Linked DNA regions of Mus musculus: region 2 is linked to region 1. A link is a contact called in ENCODE POLR2A ChIA-PET data. All regions are on one chromosome and are shown on one strand. Each heading gives the region's core, a stretch centred on a gene start or an enhancer-like site at or near the end of the contact. The rest is flanking DNA. Distances are from core to core; before and after follow the strand shown. Region 1 holds the start of Hoga1 (4-hydroxy-2-oxoglutarate aldolase 1). Region 2 holds the start of Avpi1 (arginine vasopressin-induced 1).

What was found. ChIA-PET counts read pairs that join two places held with the same protein, here RNA polymerase II (POLR2A).
Region 2: POLR2A ChIA-PET joins it to region 1 with 25 read pairs in Patski. The contact joins the promoter of Avpi1 here to the promoter of Hoga1 in region 1. POLR2A ChIA-PET finds 5 or more read pairs at or near these places in 2 of 5 experiments (Patski and embryonic stem cell).

Annotation. Positions count from the first base shown.
Region 1 is chr19:42,043,494-42,048,043 of GRCm38, reverse strand. It overlaps Hoga1 (4-hydroxy-2-oxoglutarate aldolase 1), which reads right to left and starts at 2,174. Exons shown (of 7, transcript NM_026152.2): 1 at 1,934-2,174. The coding sequence starts at 2,126. Ankrd2 (ankyrin repeat domain 2 (stretch responsive muscle)) reads right to left here. Exons shown (of 9, transcript NM_020033.2): 7 at 4,193-4,291; 8 at 3,903-4,001; 9 at 2,934-3,183. The coding sequence ends at 3,037.
Region 2 is chr19:42,126,557-42,131,045 of GRCm38, reverse strand. Avpi1 (arginine vasopressin-induced 1) reads left to right here and starts at 2,053. Exons shown (of 3, transcript NM_027106.4): 1 at 2,053-2,175.

The sequences.
Region 1 (4,550 bases), core at 925-3,424:
TTTAATGTCTGAGCCATCTCTCCAGCCTGAGTGTGATTTCTCAGTTGCTATAATAGCCAGAGGAGGAGTCTTCCAACTTCAGAGATTGGTCGCCTTCCTCCCAAAGCCCCAATCTCCTGCTATGTGGTGAATGGAGGAATCAGACAGCATCAGGAACCCAGAAGCCAAATCCTTCCCTCTACCAACCAACCAAACAACAAACCTGCCCAGGGCACCCGATGCTGGTTGCATGAGTTAGAGAGACAAAGGGGGAATTCAAAGACAACTGTGGAGATCTCTGTGAAATCCTAAATACAGGATTTCAGAAACACAATGGATACAGAAGCCAGTCTTCTGGCCCCTACACTAAGTGTCCTTGATCTTTAAGCTGAAGCACAGTGTTCAATTTGAAGCTAAGGGTTATCCCTCCAGGCCAGCATAAGCAAGTTCTAGTAGCCATGCTATCCCCTGCTCACTCAGAACGTGCACCCAAAGGCCACTGTCCCTTCACAAACATCATCTGGGTCCTGAGCTATGAAGTGGGCTCACCTGGGCCAGTGGTCACTGTCACCAAGCACCAAGCAGTTTTGCTACAGTGTTGAATGAAAAAATAAAAAAAAAAATAAAAACTGAAAAAGGGCATGACTGCTCCTAGGTGTGGTGGAGGGAAAAGTTCATTGTAGGTCAAAGGGAGAGCATAGCCAGAGGCAGAAACATCTGGGAGAGTCCAGAGTGACCAGGACCCTGAGCCACTGAGGAGAGGAAGGAGGGGACGGGGGATGGGAGGGAAGGGAATCAGGTGCAGGGGCCAAGATGTAAAAGAAAGGGGTGGATAACCAAAATGGCTGCACTCTACAGAGAAGAGCCTCTGGGATAGGGCAGCCCAGCCCCCGAGCTGGAGAGTTGGGGAAAGAGGGAACTAGAGGGTGGGGTATGCCAGCCATACCTGTAACAGGTAGGGACTGAAGGAGGCTGGGAGAACCTGGCAGCCAGGTCCGCTTTGATATATTAAATAGATCCTTCAGATAGTTCTCCCAGGGTTTGAGACTTCCCAAGAGTCTATCCCTTCCAATCTATAGCACTATAGAATCTATACCATTCTTTTTCTTCACATTCTTCCAGATTCTTCTTCTGGCTGCCCCACAGCAAGAGCATTATCACTCCCGTGTGTCATATGGGGAAACAGGGCTAGAGTATCCCACGGAGTAAGACCACTGGCAAAACTGCAACTGGAAACTAGAGTCCACTATCCTAGCTGCTAGCTTGTACCTTCTTCTCAGTCAGAGGGAAGCCATTTTCCAAGCTGGTACCCACCAAACGACATTTGTAGGGATAGTCTTAGATAGATCCCACAACTTAGAATCAGTGGGCAGAACAGAGCTTCTAGTCAGCAGTTCAAGTCTCAGCTCAGCTATGTGTTAGCTGAGTGGCTTTAGACAGTGACCACATCTCTGGGAGCCCACGTTCCCTCCTACAAGATGGTGTCATTGACAGCACTGACCAGGAATTGCTCTGGGTGGGTGGAATGGGATGGAGCAGGGCAGGGGACTGCCCTTTTCTACCTTCTCTTACTGGACCTATGTCTGTGAGGCAGATGAATCTCACATAGGATGTAGTCCGTGGCCTCAAGGAGAGGACCCAGGTTAAAACAAGAGGTGGATCAGAGGATCCAGCACATTGAGCCCCCAGGCAGGCTCCAGGGGGAAGGAGGCTGAAAACAGGCTGCCCTCCTGTGTGACCTGGCTAGCGCCTTCCCATCAGCAAGCGGGCCTGAGAGACAAGGATGCCCCCATTCACTGCCCCATGTTTTCACTACAATAACCCTGGGAGTAAAGAAGGTGCCTTAGCCCTTCCCAGATGGGGAAACAAAGGCAGGTGAGGCTCTGTCCAAAGTGCCAGAGCTTCCCCACAGCTCCCCACCCTCCTGGATCTGGCTCCCCAACTTCCCTCTTACCTCGAAAGGGGAAGGTGGCCAGTCTGTTCAGGTTCTCTTCCAGTTTCCCATAGTCTACCTCTGCGGTGGCGGTGAATGGGGTGGTCACGGGTGGGTAGATGCCGGCAATGTCTACCTTCTTGCCCTTCACATTCCTAGACAAGCCCCTGCTCAGACCCTGCCTCATGGAGGCCCAAATTTGGGGGCCCAGCATTTCTGCGGGAGGTCTGGAGCCTCAGCTGTCTGTGACCACAGGGGAACTGAGTTTGGACTCCTTCCTCCCCGCTCTGTTAATGATCTACATACACAGTTAAAATTTTGTGTTCCCACCACAACCTGTGGGCATGGCTTGGGAGCGTGCAGCTTTGCACTGGGTGTCCCAGGTCGGGGGCGGGTCTAGAGAGTCTCCAGGCCGGCTTTCTTCCCTGCTGGAAAGCCGCTGGAGAAACGCCACAATTACGGCCTAAAAGAGAGCTGGCCCTTGGGGTTTCAACACTAAAAACAGTCTCTGACAGGGACCTCTTTACCCAGCGCCAGGGCCTGGAGCCACCCACCCCACCCTTACCCCCGACCCCAACACGCACACCCTCCGTTTCCAGGCTGGCTGAACATGACGGAACTGATTGGTTGAGCTGGCCTGGCCCCGCCCTACTGTAGCCAACCACTTGCTCTTCCAGAAGCAGTTGTGAAAAATCACTCCTCCTGTCTACAAGTGGCTGCCAAGGGCCGTCACGTGTTAGCCCTCTGCTGGCCACACAGGGACACACAGCTCCATGGAACAGTCTTGAAGATAGGAGCAGAAGATGAGTATGCCACAGTGTGAAACATACCACAATCGCGGCCCCAGGGATTAGGAAAGAAAAGCAGGATGAGAGGGACAAAGCAAGGCCAGGCCAGCGTCGGGAGACCTACTAATTCAGGACCCAAGGGACTCCACATTTCCTGCGTTCCCAAGCTCACTCTAGCATCCAGTCTTTGCTCTTACGTGTTTGGAGCACGAACAGAGACAAACGCCACAAATAGCAAAGCCAGCACTTTATTGTGTTGCATCTAGGGGTGTTCCTGCTAGACTGGCTGCAGGCAGCTCATAGTAGGGGGTTGGGTGCCCAGCTCCGGGTAGGTATTTACTGGGCTGGTATAGGCTGAGGTGTCTCACGGCCACTCCCAGGCCTCTCCAGTCCGTTCTGCTCTGATTCTGGCTCGGGATGCTCCAGGGCATGCCGGGTGTCTGCTTGCCAGAGCTGGACCAGGTCCGTGGGGGTCTTTCCCGCCTGGAGAAAATAGAAGTAGACATACTCAGATTTGAGCAGTCCACCCGAAATTGTCTTCAGCTGTACCAGTGGTTCTCAGCTAGAGGCAAATGCCCAGGGGTAAAGCCATCTTGCATTTCACAACTAGAGGTTATGGTTGCTACTGCTATCTAGTGGGCAGAGACCTGAGATGCTGGGACAGTGCACAGGAAAGTCCCTTCATTATGAATCGTCCAGCCCCAGTGTCTGCAAGGCTAAGACCATCCACACCCTCTCCATGTGCTCTTGCTTCCCTCAATGTCCCTATGCTTTCCTGTGCCAGAAGAACTTTTCCATGCCCCTCTCCTGTGATTGTTCTGTGAACCAATAGATAGGCTTGGGCCAGAGGACATCTATTCATAGAAAGTCTGAGACCTACCACGAACCAACATGAGGTGCTAGAATGGCCACACCAACCAAGTAATTTGATTCCCTTTCCACTGGCCCTCCATGGATTGGGCCTGGGCACTGCGATCCCCTTCACCTATCTGGGAACCTTGGGGAAGTCCTCCCATTACCTCTCTTATTGTTTCTCTAAACTTATGCTTTGGGCCTTGACACATGAAGGGAGACCTGGGATTAGGATGGTGTAGCCAAGCGCCAATGACATGAGTACCTAGGCTGTGGCTGCCCCATGGCCTCTGCAGAACATCCACCATGCAAGGGCACCCCAAACCACCAAGCCCGAGGAACAGACTCACCAGGTTCTTAGCCATCATGTCCGCCCCATGCAAGAGCAGCAGTTTGATGATTTTGTAGCGGTTGAGTCTCACGGCATCATGTAGGGCACTGTCCCCTTCCTAGAATCAGTGTAGCACACAGGTAACCCTTGAGGTCAGTGGGTGGGTAGGGTGATAGGAGATGGGGCTAAAGACCTTGCTCAGAAGCAGACACCCTAGGGTCCTGTAAGGAAGGACTACTCGCCCTTGGCAGCCTGGTAGGCTGCTGTTACACCCATATTGGCTGAGCAGGGGAGCAAGCAAGGACTCACTCTGTCTTTGGCATTGATATCCAAGCCCAGGGAAAGAAAATGTTCCACAATCTCCACGTGTCCAGTACGGACGGCCACATGCAGGGGAGTGCTCAGTAGCTGTGCGGGAGGAAACAGGACTGTTGGCACATGGGCCTGGGCTGTGGTATCCTGGGGTGGAAGAGCTATCTCCAGCTTAATCCTACTCTCAAGTCCGAGTGCCAAAGCCTGAGCCTTGGACAGGAGAGAATGGTCCAACATACCACTATCCCTCCCAGTTGCCTGATCGTACAGCTCTAAGTGCCACCTCCTCTGGCGAGCCTACTACAGTTCCCTTCTTGCCTGGCAGTGAACTATTGTCCACTCCTCCACCTTTGTA
Region 2 (4,489 bases), core at 804-3,303, 83 kb before region 1:
CCTCAGCCTGGCACTTCCAAGCAGCACTTAGAAGGAACAAACATTGCTAATTTCTCTTGCGAGATCTTGCACTTGGATATCTTTTGTCTATCATTCTCTCTTCATTTCCCCAGGACTTAAAAAAAAAGTAAACAAACCCTTTGAGACATATTCTTTTGTCGTGTGGTGCTGTGCAGAGGGACAAGGAGGAACTAGTCACCAGGATGAGGAAGAATAAAAAATTCCCCTTTACCCTGCAAAAAGAATCCCACGAAGCTGATGGAACATTTTGAAGTTTCTCTTTACGTGTATTTTTTGCTTGAGTATATATGCACCGGGTGTGTGCTTGGTACCCTCAGAGACAGAGAGGGGCATCAGATCCTCTGAAGCTGGAGTTACAGAAGCTTGTGAGCTGCCCTGTGGGTGCTGGTTAAGTGCTCCTTAACCACTGAGCCTTCCCTCCAGCCCCCTTCATCTCCTCCCTACCTGGGAGTTTTATAGAAGAGAAACTAAACTTAGAAGGTCAGCTTTGACGTGAGGGAAGTCAGGAAAACTTTCTGCTTGCACCTGCTGCCCAGACAGGCATCCCTCCGGACATTTCTGGACAGGAGCACAAGCCCCGGATGAAGGAAATCAACATCCCTCCAGGTTGACAGCTGGACCTGGTGGTACAGCTCTATTATGCCAGCACTCAAGAGGCTGAGCCAGGAGGATGGAAATTCCAGGCCAGTCTGAACTACAAAGTAAAACCCATCTCAGTGAAACAGAAAGGCAGCCGGACAGATAGACAGACAAGAAGTGGCACACAGTAGCTCAGGGACGGAGCATTTTCTCAGCATGCTCACAGCAGTGAAGAACTAAAAAAGAGCCTCACAGATCCCCTGCAGTCATTTGTCCTTTCCAACCCGGCTTCCTTGGAACTGGTGAGACCTTCTGAAAATGCAAATTTAGTGCCACGCCACGGTTGTTGTTGTTGGTGGTGGGGAATAAATTAACCCTTGTAAAGGGCTGACCACATTATAGTCACTCTGTAAAGACTTGTAAAGACCGCAGAATGCCTATTCATAAGTACAAATCACTCTATTTCCTTGCTTATAGAGCCTCAGAGGGGCAAATGCAAACGTCACTGCCTACCTACATCCTCCCACCATGGCTACCTTGCTATTTATAGCGGATCTCCAGGCCTTATTTTATCCCTCTGGAGAAAAGCCGTCCTGGCTCCAGCGTGCTTTCTTCCCTCTCTTCCTTTATTCTGCCCAGGCCCATTCTTCCTCGTTCTAAAAACGTTAGCTCCTTTCTTTACTGGTTATGCTCCTTCTTGTGGCTTCCAGGACCTCTCAAAGATGCTTCCTTCCTCTTTACCTTCTTTCAACTTCATGTGATCATGATTGTAGTCACATACCAAGTGGTGGTTCAGTGTTAGCCTCTGTCGCTAGGCTGTTAACTACCTCAAGGTAAGGGTTGCAGTTCTCTTACAGCCCGTCAAGGAAACTGAACTGGAAAGGGTCTCAGTGAAAGATGTCCAAAGAGCTGTTAAGTTCTCCTTAGGTAACCAAACTGGCACAGTCGCTACAAGATTTGTAAATCATTCTGAATGCAGGCCCAGGAGGCCCGGGAGGTGAAGGGAGTTTTAGGAACTGTAGGTTATGAGGATCTTAACAGTGAAACCCTACGCCACGTGCGTTGGACTCGACCCAGAGAAAAGGGGCACTTGTCACGTGTACCCTGCAGGGCCCGCGGTCTCCAGCCGCACCCCGTGTCAGGAATGCGACCCCGCCCCGCCTGCGTGCCCGCAAAGCAGAGCCCGCCCCTGGGACTGACGTCAATCAAGGGGGCGCCTCCAGGCGTGGGGAGGGCAGGTGAGCTGGGAGGATGGGGAGGACCCGGAGGACACGCCCCTCGCCGATACTCCCTAGATGATTGGACTCAAGGAATCTCCGCACTGGGTTTGGAGGCGGGCACGGGAAAAGGGAGGGATAAGGCACGCCCCTCCCCCCTGCAGCAGCTGATTGGTCCGCGAAGGCTCCGCGTTCGATTTGGCGAAGTTGGCTCGGCTTCTCGCTCTAAGGCTGTGACCGAGGATTGGCTGTTGAAGGGGCTCGGAGCACTTTCTCTGAGGAACTGTGGCCGTGATCCAGGTGGCCCGGCCAGGCTCCCGGCTGCGTTCCGCCTGCCTCGGGCAGCTAAGGCAACCAGGTAGGTAGGCCACGGTCCGGCTCAGCTGTGCGTGGGAGCGCGCGGGCCGACGGTCGCAGCTGGGAATCCGCTGGGTCTCACATCCTAGATCCACTTAGGGGCTTCTCTCTGTCAGTCGCCACCTTTGAGCCCTGGGGCTCACTGTGGTGGGGATGTCGTCCTGTAACTTCGGCCAAGATATCCTCTCTCAATCTCTTAGCCAGCCAGTCACCTCCGCTTGGCCTTTGTGATCACTTTCAGGGCAGGAGCCCAGAGCTGCGCTCGCCCTTTTCCCAAAGCCCGAGAGAGGTTACAGTAGGCGTCTTGGCCGCCGGATCCCGATTGGGGTCTCCTGGAACTGGCAATAGGTTGACCCGACACCGATCTAACTTCCCAGAGGGCTCTACTCTAGCTCCGCTTGCTCTAAGTCCAGCGAAGAGGCTGGCGTGGGAATCCTGTCTGCGAATCAGTGGCGACCTCCAAAACCCCCAGACGAAGATGGCACGGTCTTAGAGGTTTCAGAACCTTCTGCCCCCACGTTTCTTTTGACCACCTTCTCAGCCACCTGGAAAGAATGAAAGTAACACTGGTAAGGCGCCCAGGTCTGACCACCTGGTTAATAGCCTAAGATCACCTACCAGCCTTGTGGAGTTGAGCAAGTCACCACTTCAAGAGGTCAGCTTTTTCATCTGGAAAATGTGTTTAACAATAGTGCCCGCTAACAGGGGATTAGGATGCCACCTGACAGGAGGACCAAAAGGTCCTCAAAAGTGCTCTTCTTGCTTGACGCAGCAAGCTTCCTTCTATGTAGCCATGGTTTTAAAAGTGCACAGATGAGCCTGTCTTTGAAGCCCTCTGAGTAGTTTGTACGTCAGTGCTAAATTAACCACGGCCATGGTTCTATATAGTCTTGTTAATAGCTTTCTCTTCGCATCATTTTTCATTCAACCAATGTACAATGTTGAGTGTCCACAGTAGGCCAGGTACTAGGATGGTCATTCATATTTCATCTCTGTACCCAGTGAGGATTTTCCCTCTCACTATTTTGATTGATGAACAAAGCAAAGGAAAAGTGACTTGTCCAAGGTCACTCAGTGGTCAGCGTCACTGCCACCTTAGGGGTTTTGAATTCTTTCAAAAGGATCTTTTCCTTGCTCTGTTAGTTCATTTTTCAAGTCATGCCTGAAAATGGGTCTGGAGTAGGGGCCCAGTTTCTTTCTTCACTTCCAAGGCAGAGAAGCGTCGAGTTAAGAGCTCTATAGTATGTCCTTCCTTTAATGCCCAATTCAAAAGATGTTGAACTTTGCCATCCTCAGTATTTACTCTGGGGGTTCATTCTGACGCTCTAGGGTCCATTTGTAGTGTTTTGCGACAAGTCCTTACTTGCTTGGTCTGTGCACGGATCCGAGCTTATCTTCTATGTCGGCTCTAGAAGGAAAGCTCTGTCTGTAATCTTAACGGCCCCATGCTTTTGCTTTTCAGTTTTAAAATGTACCATTGTTCAAGTATACACTGAGCTTCTTGGCGTAAGGTCTTGTCCAGGCGATTAGGAAGAAATTAATGATTGAACCTACTGAATGAGACAGGAAGTGTCTCCTGACAAAGTGTTCCCACCCCCACTTCAGTTTTCCCAATGTTTACCATCTTGCCCTACCTGGAATCCTACCTTCACTCCGTTGTCTTACTCCCAGGGTGAGGCTCCCACTAGCAAAGGGCTTCAAAATCTCCGGGGGCCAAGGCTTCCCAGGGTTGAGAGGGTGTGTGGTTGAGTGCTAGACACTAGACTGCCCGGTATTTCTTGCTTGGGTGTACTTAGCTCACTGGGGGCTGGCCAGTCAAAGCCCTACAGTCCCTTAGAGGTTGTTGGAACAAAGTGGGCAGCCATTTCCTCCTTCCAAACAGCTGCTGGTTGATCCTTGGTCTGCCAGCCTCTACAGAGAACACGAGATTGCTGATTGTGAAAAAAGGGCATCACCCTTTCTTCTACCACCCCAGGCCAGCCTAAGAGGCTACCTAGGGCTTGACCACTTAGCCGTGTTGTGCTCCTGCCAGATACTGACCCCTCCACCCACTGTAGCAAATCAGTATCTGGTCTTAGGGAGGCTTGGGGTAGGGAGGAGAAGGCTAACTACTAGTTGAGGCGTTTTCTGGAAGCTAATTAGTGAGACCTGTCCACGCATGCAGCTCCCAGCCCACAAGGAGCGGGCAAGCAGTGCTATCCTTCAACATAGGTCTGTCCTTGTCACACATTGATGACTCAACACCAGTGCAAGCCCTCGGAGACCATGGAGACCATCAGCATCTCCTCTAGAGCAGCAGACAGAATCAGAGCCCA